Linked DNA regions of Homo sapiens: region 2 is linked to region 1. Evidence: read pairs that join two places in POLR2A ChIA-PET (ENCODE). Cell type or tissue: PC-9. All regions are shown on one strand. Links, peaks and the distances in the headings refer to the core of each region. The heading gives the core; the rest is flanking DNA.

Region 1 (5,379 bases), core at 225-5,224:
AAGGTTGCCTAAAGGGATTCCAGTAGGCTGTTGTTGGGAGGAGCGGCAACAGGGATAGTTGTTTGTGTGGTTAGGGGTCCAAATATAGGGGGGTGGAATTGACATAAGGAGAAAGGTGCCGTAAGTAGATGCAGAGAAGTGTGGCAGCTTGTTGGTGTGAAATATCTGGGGAGTTCTCACCCAACCTGTCTAGAAAGTAAAGGAGTTCCTCAGGTGAGTAAAGATGAGGGCTATTAACGGAGGTTCTGAGGTGCAGGGAGACGGGAGAGGTAGCCCAGTCAGCCTATAGAGTGGGGGTGGCTGTGTAAAAGCAGGAAGAAAGGGAAATGCATAGCCAACAATTCTTTGCTAGAGAAGGATTGGAGACAGTGAGGAGAGAGTGGGTGAGATTGATAGTATGCTGGAGGTAACTAGGGAGAGGTAGAGAGTGGCATAAGAATGGGAATGAGAATAAGAGTGAGTACAAAAGTAAAGAATAGAACTTCATCAGGGTGGAAGTACTGGGGGGTGCCCTGCCACCATAGATCATCTATCCACTCCAAGAGGGAGTCAAGAGTGGCAGTTTGGGGATAGCACCAGGAGATATCAGCTATGATGTCTTGGAGAAACAATGTAAACCGGCAGTGTAAACAAGAGCAGGTCATTTATGAGTAGTTGAGAATGGTGAATAGGAGTATGACTAGACAGAATATAGTAGGGATGACAAGTTTTGGGGCACAGTCCAAGTAGTGGGGGTGACTGCATAAAGTCCTGTTGCAAAGAGTAGGGTAAGGATGGATAGACCTAATAGAATGAAGGGATGTATTAGGCTCATAAGGGTTATTACTGTTCTTCAGAAATGCAAATGAGTTTAAGGGAAGTAGGGGAGAATACTTGTGACTTCCAGGAGGAAGAGGAGATATCAGGCTGGCTGTCCGAGGGACACAGCTTTATCCTGGAACAGTGAACCCAATGGGGAGGGTCCTGCAGGCAGACGGCGGTTGGAGTACTATAGATGACTAAGTAGGGTCTAGTCCATTGAGGTTGTAGGGTTTGAGGGGTCAGACTCTTAACAAGAACTGATCGTCCAGCTAGGGTGTCTTCTTATGGCTAGGAATTTGGAATAGGCAAGAGAAGATTAGCAGCCTGGTGAATTTCCTGTCTAGCTTACTGGAGGACTGGAAGATAGCCGCCTAGAGGGCCGGTGTCTGGGACGAGGCTGGGGCCGAGTAAGAAAGTGCATCCAGGCCAGGCGTGGTGGCTCACGCCTGTAATCCCAGCACTTTGGGAGGCCAAGGTGGGCGGATCATGAGGTCAGGAGATCGAGACCATCCTGGCTAACACAGTGAAACCCCGTCTCTACTAAAAATACAAAAAATTAGCCAGGCATGGTGGCGGGCGCCTGTAGTCCCAGCTTCTTAGGAGGCTGAGGCAGGAGAATGGCGTGAACCTGGGAGGCAGAGGTTGCAGTGAGCCGAGATCATGCCACTGCACTCCAGCCTGGGTGACAGAGCGAGACTCGGTCTCAAAAAAAAAAAAAAAAAAAATGCATCCATATAAAAGTCTAAATGGACTGTACACTGTAGCATCTCAAGGACAGGCTCTAATTCTGAGAAGGGCAATAGGTAAAAGTACTGTCCAGTCATTTTTAAGTTGGAGGCTGAGCTTGGTGAGGTGTGTCTTTAAAAGACCACAGTGGCTTAACACAATAATTTTTTTTTCTCCTTCATTTCACAGTCCAGTGTACTCAGCAAGGGAGCTCTGCTCTACCTGGTCATTCAGCAACACAGGCTCCTTCTACTCTTTGGCTTCCCCTATCTCTTTGGCTTCCTCATTCTCTGCATTCAGCTGGCAGATATGGAGAGATGGAGTGTCTAGGATCACTGTGGTCAGCAGAATAATGGCCTCTAAAGATGTCCACATCTTAATCTCTGGAATCTGTGATTGTTATCTTTATTGCAAAAGATACTTTGTAGCTGTGATTAAATTAAGGGACTTAAAATGGGGAGATTATCCTGGATTATCTGGATGAGCCCTAAATATAATGACCTTATAAGAGCGAGGCAAGAAAGTCAAGGATAAAGAAGTAAGGAGATATGAAGATTGAAAACACTGGAGTGATGCAAGGAATGAGTCACAAGCCAAGGAATGCAGAAGGCCTCCAGAGGCCAGAAAAAGCAAGAATTCCCCACTAGAGCTTCAGAAGGAAGCAGCCCTGCCAACAACACTCTGACTTGAGCCCTGTGAAGCTCATTTCAGACTTCCGGCCTCCAGAAGTAAGAGAATAAATTTATGTTGTGTTAAGCAACTAAGGTTATGCTAAGTTGTTACGGATGTGCACACATCATTTTCAATCATGTTCCATTGAACTTAGTCACACAGCTACTCCTATCTGTATGGGAGCCAGGGAATATAGTCTCTCTACGTGGCCAGGAAAAAAAAAGAAAGAAGGTTGGGGCCAGTCACCCCCACATCCCTTTATGGAGGCTTCCAGATCATGGATCCTGTCACGCGCATCCCGGTGAAGAGAGTCCACCAACAGGCTTTGTGTGAGCAACAAGGCTGTTTATTTCTCCTGGGTGCAGGCGGGCTGAGTTTGAAAAGGGAGTCAGCAAAGGGTGGTGGGATTATCATTAGTTCTTACAGGTTTTGGGATAGGTGGTGGAGTTAGGAGCAATGTTTTGCGGGCAGGGGGTGAATCTCACAAAGTACATTCTCAAGGGTGGGGAGAATTACAAAGAATCTTCTTAAGGGTGGGGGAGATTACAAAGTACATTGATCATTTAAGGTGGGGCAGAAACAAATCACAATGGTGGAATGTCATCAGTTAAGGCTATTTTCACCTCTTTTGTGGATCTTCAGTTGCTTCAGGCCATGTGGATGTATAAGTGCAGGTCACTGGGGATATGATGGCTTAACTTGGGCTCAGAGGCCTGACAGATCCCACCAGCCAGACTGACCATCTTTCAGCTTCTCAAGAACACCACACTCCTGTCTCGCACCAGACCTTTATAACTACTGCAGTCTCAGCCTTTTAATGAGTTCTGTGGCAGGTGATGGTGGTTTTCACTGGAATTTCTGAAAGCCTTCCACACCACGTTTATACCATTCAATTAAATGCAAGAGGGGGAAAGAGGTTTTTTTTGTTTTTTTTTTGAGATAGAGTCTCACTCTGTTGCCCAGGCTGGAGTGCAGTGGCACAATCTTGGCTCACTGCAACCTCTACCTACCAGATTTCAAGTGATTCTCCTGCTTCAGTCTCCCAGGTAGCTGGGATTACAGGCATGTGCCACCACACCCAGCTAATTTTTGTATTTTTAGTAGAGACAGGGTTTTACCATGTTGGCCAGGCTGGTCTCGAACTCCTGGCTTCAAGTGGTCCACCTACCTCGGCCTCCCAAAGTGCTGGGATTACAGGCGTGAGCCACCTTGCCCAGCCGAGATATTTTTAATAATTTAGAATTTATCGCATGCTGTCAGTATGCTTTTAAAATGAGAATACACATGTTCTATCTGACTTTCCTTTTTAGAAACTGCAAAACAAGGAAATTGTGTAGATAGCAAGGTCAGAGAAGTGACTGAAAAATGTGGCTGTAGAATATAAAAGAGTAAGTAATTCAATACATTCTCTGAGTCATAAAGTAGAAGTAGAAAGAAACCTCAAGAGGTCATTTGGTTGAACTCTCTGCTTCTGAGAAGCCCTAGACTGAAATCATCCCAGATGAAGCTGGTGAAGGGAGCTGGTGGGAATTGGGGAGAGGAGGAGACAGGAAGAGGGCCAGGAATTGTGATCTATTCTAAGATCTCTAGGCATGGAGATGAGAAAAGACCTTTTCAAAGTTTTGTCTCAGTCCTCAGAAAATCTCTACATAGCTGAATACTCAATACTAATATTGGCTGGGAACTTTACATATGGAAGACCTTCTGGCATCCAACTCGGCTATCTTCTAATTTTGAGGAAGGGCTGAGGGTTGGGAAACTTCTGGGCCTCAGTCACACCCCAGGGAAAGCTAAATCTCAAGATCTCCCCCTACCTCAAGATCAGCCCTGACTGGGCTGAACTGCCAGATTAGAAAAGGGGCAGCCCTCCTGTCAAGTCATCTCTGCGTCCTAAAATGGGAAACAGGGCAAGAACCTCCCCTTACCATCAGCAGTTGCTTCAAAGCCTCTGATGCCCCAATTCCCTCCAAACCTAAAGAAATCAAGATCCTTGCGTCTGTCATTCCCTCCTCCTATCTCTCCCACTTTTCCTTTTTCTCCCCACCTAACTTTGTCTCCTCCTCCGCTCTAGACTATGGAAAAGTCTTACGAGCAGGCAGGAATATCTTGTTTACATAGTCAGAAGCTTGATATTCTTTTTTTTTTCTTTTGAGATGGAATCTTGCTCTGTCGCCCAGGCTGGAGTGCAGTGGCGCAATCTTGGCTCACTGCAAGCTCTGCCTCCCGGGTTCACGCCATTCTTCTGCCTCAGCCTCCGGAGTAGCTAGGTGGGACTACAGGCGCCCGCCACAACGCGCGGCTAATTTTTTTTTTTTTTTTTTTTTTAAGTAGAAACAGGGTTTCACCGTGTTAGCCAGGATGGTCTTGATCTCCTGACCTCGCGATCCGCCCACCTCGGCCTCCCAAAGTCCTGGGATTACAGGCATGAGCCACCGCGCCCGGCCATTTAGGCACTTGATATTCTAACTAGAAGACCCAAATGTCCTTCAAAAAAGGGCGGGTGACTGCTCTCTCTTGTCATGGGGCAATAAATCTCTAGGCTTTCAGTCCAGAGATGGGAAGCTAGCAAACAAAATTTAAGGAAGTATTTAGATTCATTGTTTTAATATTTACAAATACAAGTCCTGTTTCAGTAACAAGTGGCAAATCCAGAACTCAAATGCAGTTTGTCTGACTTAAGTCTGCACTTTTTTTTTTTTTTTTTTTTGAGACAGAGTCTCGCTCTTTCGCCCAGGCCGGAGTGCAGTGGCGCGATCTCGGCTCACTGCAAGCTCCACCTCCCGGGTTCACACCATTCTCCTGCCTCAGGCTCCCGACTAGCTGGGACTACAGGCGCCCGCCACCGTGCCACGCTCATTTTTTGTATTTGTAATAGAGACAGGGTTTCACCGTGTTAGCCAGGATGGTCTCGATTTCCTGACCTCGTGATCCGCCCGCCTCGGCCTCCCAAAGTGCTGGGATTACAGGCGTGAGCCACCGCGCCCGGCCTTAAGTCTGCACTTGAAAAAGTCATTCTTTAACTTTTCTGCTCAAGGTCAGTTTTGCTTTATATCCCCCAGCTTTTTACTTCTTTTGTTGTTGTTGTTGTTGTTTTTGAGATAGGGTCTTGCTCTGTTCCTCAGGTTGGAGTGCAATGGGGTGATCTCAGCTCACTACAACCTCTGCCTCCCGGGCTCAAGC
Region 2 (5,379 bases), core at 308-5,307, 72 kb before region 1:
AGGCTGTCCAGGACTCGCATGGTGGCTGCATAATCATCTGAGATCCAGGGTCCCCTCTCTCTTTCTGCTCCATCATCCTAACAACTGGCATTGATTCTCAAGATCACCTCATGGTCCAAGAGGGCTGGTGGCCCTCTAACCATCAAGTCTGTGACACAAGCCAAAAGAAGGAAGGACGGAAAGGCAAGAGAGAACACACCTGCATCTAGCTCTGTCGCTCAGGCTGGAGTGCAGTGGCGCGATCTCGGCTCACTGCAAGCTCCGCCTCCAGGGTTCACGCCATTCTCCTGCCTCAGCCTCCTGAGTAGCTGGAACTACAGGCGCCCGCCACCATGCCCAGCTGATTTTTTTTGTATTTTTAGTAGAGACGGGGTTTCACCATGTTAGCCAGGATGGTCTCGATCTCCTGACCTTGTGATCCGCCCGCCTCGGCCTCCCAAAGTGCTGGGATTACAGGTGTGAGCCACTGTGCCCGGCCTGAGTCAGCTCCTTTTAAGCAGCCTCCTGGGAAGTCAACTCGATATTGGTAGAATTAGTCACATAGCCATATCTCTTATCAGAGAGGATGAAAAATTCAGTCTTTTAGCTGGGGACATAAGCTCCAAATAAAGTGGGGACTGACATTCTTTTACTAAAGTGCAAGGGAAGAATGGACATTGGCGGCCCCGGCAATCTCTGCTATAATGTTTCAAACCGATGTGAGAAAGGCTGGGCAAAGTGGCTCATGCCTGCAATCTCAGCACCTTGGGAGCCCAGGTGGGAGGATTGCTTGAGACTAGGAATTTGAGACCAGCTAGGGCAACACAGTAAGACCTGACCCTGTCTCTACGAAAAATTAAAAATTAGCCAGGCGTGGTGGCATGTACCTGTAGTCCCAACTACGGGGGAGGCTGATGTGGGAGGATTACTTGAGCCCAGGAGAGCGAGGCTGCAGTGAGGTATAATCACAACACTGCATTCCAGCCTGGGCAACATAGGAAGACCCTGCCTTTAAAAAAAAAAAAAAAAAAAAAACAGTGGCCGGGCATGGTGGCTCACGCCTGTAATCCCAGCACTTGGGGAGGCCGAGGCGGGCAGATCACAAGGTCAGGAGATCGAGACCACGGTGAAACCCTGTCTCTACTAAAAATACAAAAAAATTAGCCGGGCGTGGTGGCGGGCTCCTGTAGTCCCAGCTACTCGGGAGGCTAAGGCAGGGGAATGGCGTGAACCCGGGAGGCGGAGCTTGCAGTGAGCTGAGATCGCGACACTGCACTCCAGCCTGGGCGACAGAGCAAGACTCTGTCTCAAAACAAACAAACAAACAAACAAAAACCCATTTGAGAGGATAAAAATTTCAAGCACCTTGGAAAGGAGACAGCTTTATAGGCCTCATCTACCTAGGAAATCTGTTCCATCCTTTCCAACTTAAAGTGATCCCAGGGACATCAGAAAAGTAGTGCGTCCTTCCCGCACCCCCCTCACCCTTTTGTAGGCAGTTTGTGGAAGGAGAAACAATTTAAAAGCCACTTAAGTCAACTCTGCTTCCATTCTTGATTGGTCTCTAACTAGCCGTGGGGCAAAATGATCTGTTAGGGAGGAAAACATTACAGCCTTTAATTAGAGTTTTGAAATTCAAGCCTAAGTAAGACATTGTGATAATTGAACAAGTAAGTGAAAGAAAAAATCACTTTAGGTAAAATGTCTAGATTTTTAAAATATTGTTTTACTAGAAAATATTAAAGCCTCCACAGCACTCTCCTGTTTTAAAAACCCTTCCAGGCCAGGCATGGCATGGTGGCTTACGCCTGTAATCCCAGTACTCTGGGAGGCGAGGCAGGCAGATCACTGAGTCCAGGAGTTGGAGACCAGCCTGGGCAACATAGCGAAACCCTGTTTCTACTAAAAATACAAAAATTAGCTGGGCATGGTGGCGCTCGCCTGTAATTCCAGCTACTCACGAGACTGAGGTGGGAGGATGGCGTGAACCCAGGAGGAAGAGGTTGCATGCAGTGAGCCAAGATCACACAACTGCACTCCAGCCTGGGTGACAGAGTGAGACCCTGTCAAATAAATAAAACATACATACATATATACCTTTCCAGAACGTCCTGTAACCCTTGGAACAAAACCCCAAAATCCTTAACAGTAAAGACTCCCACATTTTCTTGGCTCAAGGTGGCCTTAATGTCTCAGCAGTTTTTTTCAAGTTCCACTCAGGCCAAAAGAAATAACTAACATTTTGGTCTAATAAGTAGTTAGATCCAAACAATAAATATTCATGTCCTAACAACTTAGCATCTACTGGGCACTGCATAACTTTTCAAACCTTAGAACTGTATTGGGCACAGCCATCCACATCTCGTGCTCCACACCGATTTTCCCTTAGGTCTTGCTTTTTATCACAGCAAGGAGGGAAAAACACATCCAAAGGAACGTAGCTGGATTTAAAGTGGAAAATAGCTCGAGGTAGTAGTTCCTGTGATGTTCGACAGATGTCGCTGTGTTTCCCTCAAATTTTAAAAATATCCAAGGCATCCTGGTGAGTTTGCTGGTGCACCCCAGGGAGCCTCAAAACACAGTTCGGGACATGGTTTATATGGCCTTGTATTAACTGGCCCCTGACCGTTTCTTCAGCCTTATCTGCCACTGTTCTCCCTGCTCACTACACTACAGTTCTACTGGCCTTTTATTTTCCCAAAAGAGCCAAGCTCCTTCTTAGTCTTTTTTTCATGCTTTGCCTTCATGTGGAGGACTTTTCAACTGGAGAAGCCTTCTTTATTTCTCCTAGTTTATATCAGGGACCCTTGTTATTCTCTCACTAGCCTACAGGCTCCACGAAGGCAGGGACCATGTCTGTTTTCTACATCATCTTACACCCAGTGTCTAGCACAGTCCTTGGCACATAGTAGAAACTCAAGTGGTTTAAAAACATATGTTTCTGGCCAGGCGCAGTGGCTCCTGCCTGTAATCCCAGCACTTTGGGAGGCCGAGGCGGGTGGATCACCTGAGGTCCGCAGTTCAAGACCAGCCTGGCCAACATAGTGAAACCCCGTCTCTACTAAAAATCCAAAATATCAGCTGGGAGTGGTGGTATGCACCTATAATCCCAGCTTCTTGGGAGGTTGTGCCAGGAGAATCGCTTGAACCCAGGAGACAGAGGTTGGAGTGAGCCAAGATCATGCCGCTGCACTCCAGCCTGAGCAACAGTGCGAGACTCCATCTCCAAAAAAAAAAACAAAATAAATTAATTAAAATATGTTTCTATTGACATTCATTAATAAGTTAATCTTCAGATGCACAAGTAATCCAGTTGTGAAATACAAGAGAAATTCCTTTCTTGTTAGCACTTCAGTTCATCAGTAAGCAATTATAAATCTAAAAATTGATGACATCTTAGAATGTGATTGCTAGCATACTTATAATGACATTTTAAAAAACAAATTAGAGGCCAGGCGCAGTGACTCATGCTTGTAATCCCAACACTAAAGGGGGCCGAGGTGCGTGGATCACTTGAGGCCAGGAGTTCGAGACCAGCCTGGCCAACATGGTGAAACCCCATCTCAACTAAAAATACTAAAAATATAAAAATTAGCTGGATGCGGTGGCACGTGCCTGTAGTCCCAGCTACTCGGGAGGCTGACGCAGGAGAATCACTTGAACCCAGGTGGTAGAGGTTGCAGTGAGCCGAGATCCCACCACTGCACTCCAACCTGGGCAACAGAGTGAGACTCCTTCTTAAAAAAAAAAAAAAAAAATTAGATAAAAAACAGTCTTTTCAATAAATGGTGCTAGAACAACTGGACCATATGCAAAAGAATGAAGTTGGCCCACTACCTGACCATATTAAAAAATTAATGCAAAATAGACTATAGACTTAAAACTATAAAACTCTTAATATGTGAGTAAATTTTTATAACCTTAGATTAGGCAATGATTTCTTTGATGTAACACCAAAAGCACAAGCAACAGAAGAAAAATTAGATAAACTCCATCAAAATTTAAAACTTTTTAGTTTCAAAGGACACCATTAAGAAAGTGAAAAGACAGCCCACAAAATGGAAAAATTTTTTGCAAATTATATATCCAGTAAGGGACTTGTATCCAGCATATATGATGAACTCTTACAAATGAATAAAAAGACAAATAACTCAATTTAGAAATGGAGCAAAGAGGAATTTCTCCAAAGAAGATACAAGAAGCACATGAAAAGATGCTCAGCATCATTAGACATCAGGGAAATGCAAATCAAAACCACCATGAGATACCACTTCACAGCCATTAGGACGGCTAAAATAAAAAAGACAGACAATAACAAGTGTTGTCAAGGATGTGGAGAAATTGAAATCCTCATACATTGGGATTATAAAACGTATGAATGGGATTATAAAATGTATGAATGGGATTATAAAATGGGGCAGCCACTTTGGAAAACAGTTTGAGACCTCTCCAAAATGTTAAACATAAAGTTACCATATGACCCAGCAGGTATATACCCAAAAGAAATGAAAATATATGTTCACACAAAAATTTGTACATGAATGTTCATGGCAGCATTATTCATAATAGCCAAAAAGTACAAAAAACTGAAATGCCCATCAACTGATGAACAGATAAAGGAAGTGCGGTATTTCTAGGCAACAGAATGTGATTTGATTATAAAAATGAAGTAGTGATACATACTACAAACTGGACAAACCTTGAAAACATTAGGCTAAGTCAGAGAAGCCACTCACAAAGATCACATATTACAAAATTCCACTCATATAAAATGTCCAGAACAGGGAAATCTGCAAAGATAGTAGACTAATGGTTGCCAGAAGCTCAGAAGAAGACAGAATGTAAAGTGACTGCTAATAGGTATGGGGTTTTCTTTTTGGGGGTGATAAAAAGGTTCAAAATTAGATAGTTGTGATGGTTGCACAACTAAATATACTGAAAAACATGGAATGGTACACTTAAAAGGGCAAATTTCTTGGTCTGTGAATATCTCAATATACCTATTATTTTAAAAACATTTGAAAAATTATGTCTCCTTCATCATCTGCAGAATAAAGTTCTGACTGTGAGATTGTCTATAAAGCTCATAAGATCTGATGCTTCCTACCACTCCGTTATTCCCTCCAAACCCAGAGGCTCCAACAAACTACTTGGGGTTTCTTCTGCTTCACTCATGCACTGTAGCTTTGTACATCACTCGTGCACTGTAGCTTTGTACATTTGGTTCTCTTTGCTTTGAGTACCCTTCCTTCATCTGCCTAGTAAATGCCCACTTGTTCCTTAAGACCCAACTCACTCCATACTGCACTGGTGGCCCTCTTTGGTGCTCACAAGACATCCTGTGTATATGCCATTGTAGCATGCATGGGATTGTTTCATAAAGGTCAGCTTCCTTGCTGT

What was found. Peaks named below come from ENCODE experiments on the same cell type or tissue, not always from the same donor. Only the 100,000 strongest peaks of a DNase experiment are listed, where the experiment ranks them.
Region 2: POLR2A ChIA-PET joins it to region 1 with 5 read pairs; 6 of 35 experiments call an interaction of 5 or more read pairs at or near these places.

Annotation. Positions count from the first base shown.
Region 1 is chr14:34,647,835-34,653,213 of GRCh38, reverse strand. No RefSeq gene overlaps it. Among named protein-coding and RNA genes, the nearest start is that of SNX6, 20 kb to the right of the region's middle. RefSeq lists a silencer at 1,152-1,370 and an enhancer at 3,710-4,548. In PC-9, for the core only: no CTCF peak of the experiment used is centred there; DNase peaks (open chromatin) are centred at 1,823, 2,203 and 3,633; H3K27ac peaks cover 2,753 bases.
Region 2 is chr14:34,720,246-34,725,624 of GRCh38, reverse strand. No RefSeq gene overlaps it. Among named protein-coding and RNA genes, the nearest start is that of CFL2, 8.3 kb to the right of the region's middle. RefSeq lists a silencer at 2,328-2,622. In PC-9, for the core only: a CTCF peak has its summit at 2,466; no DNase peak of the experiment used is centred there.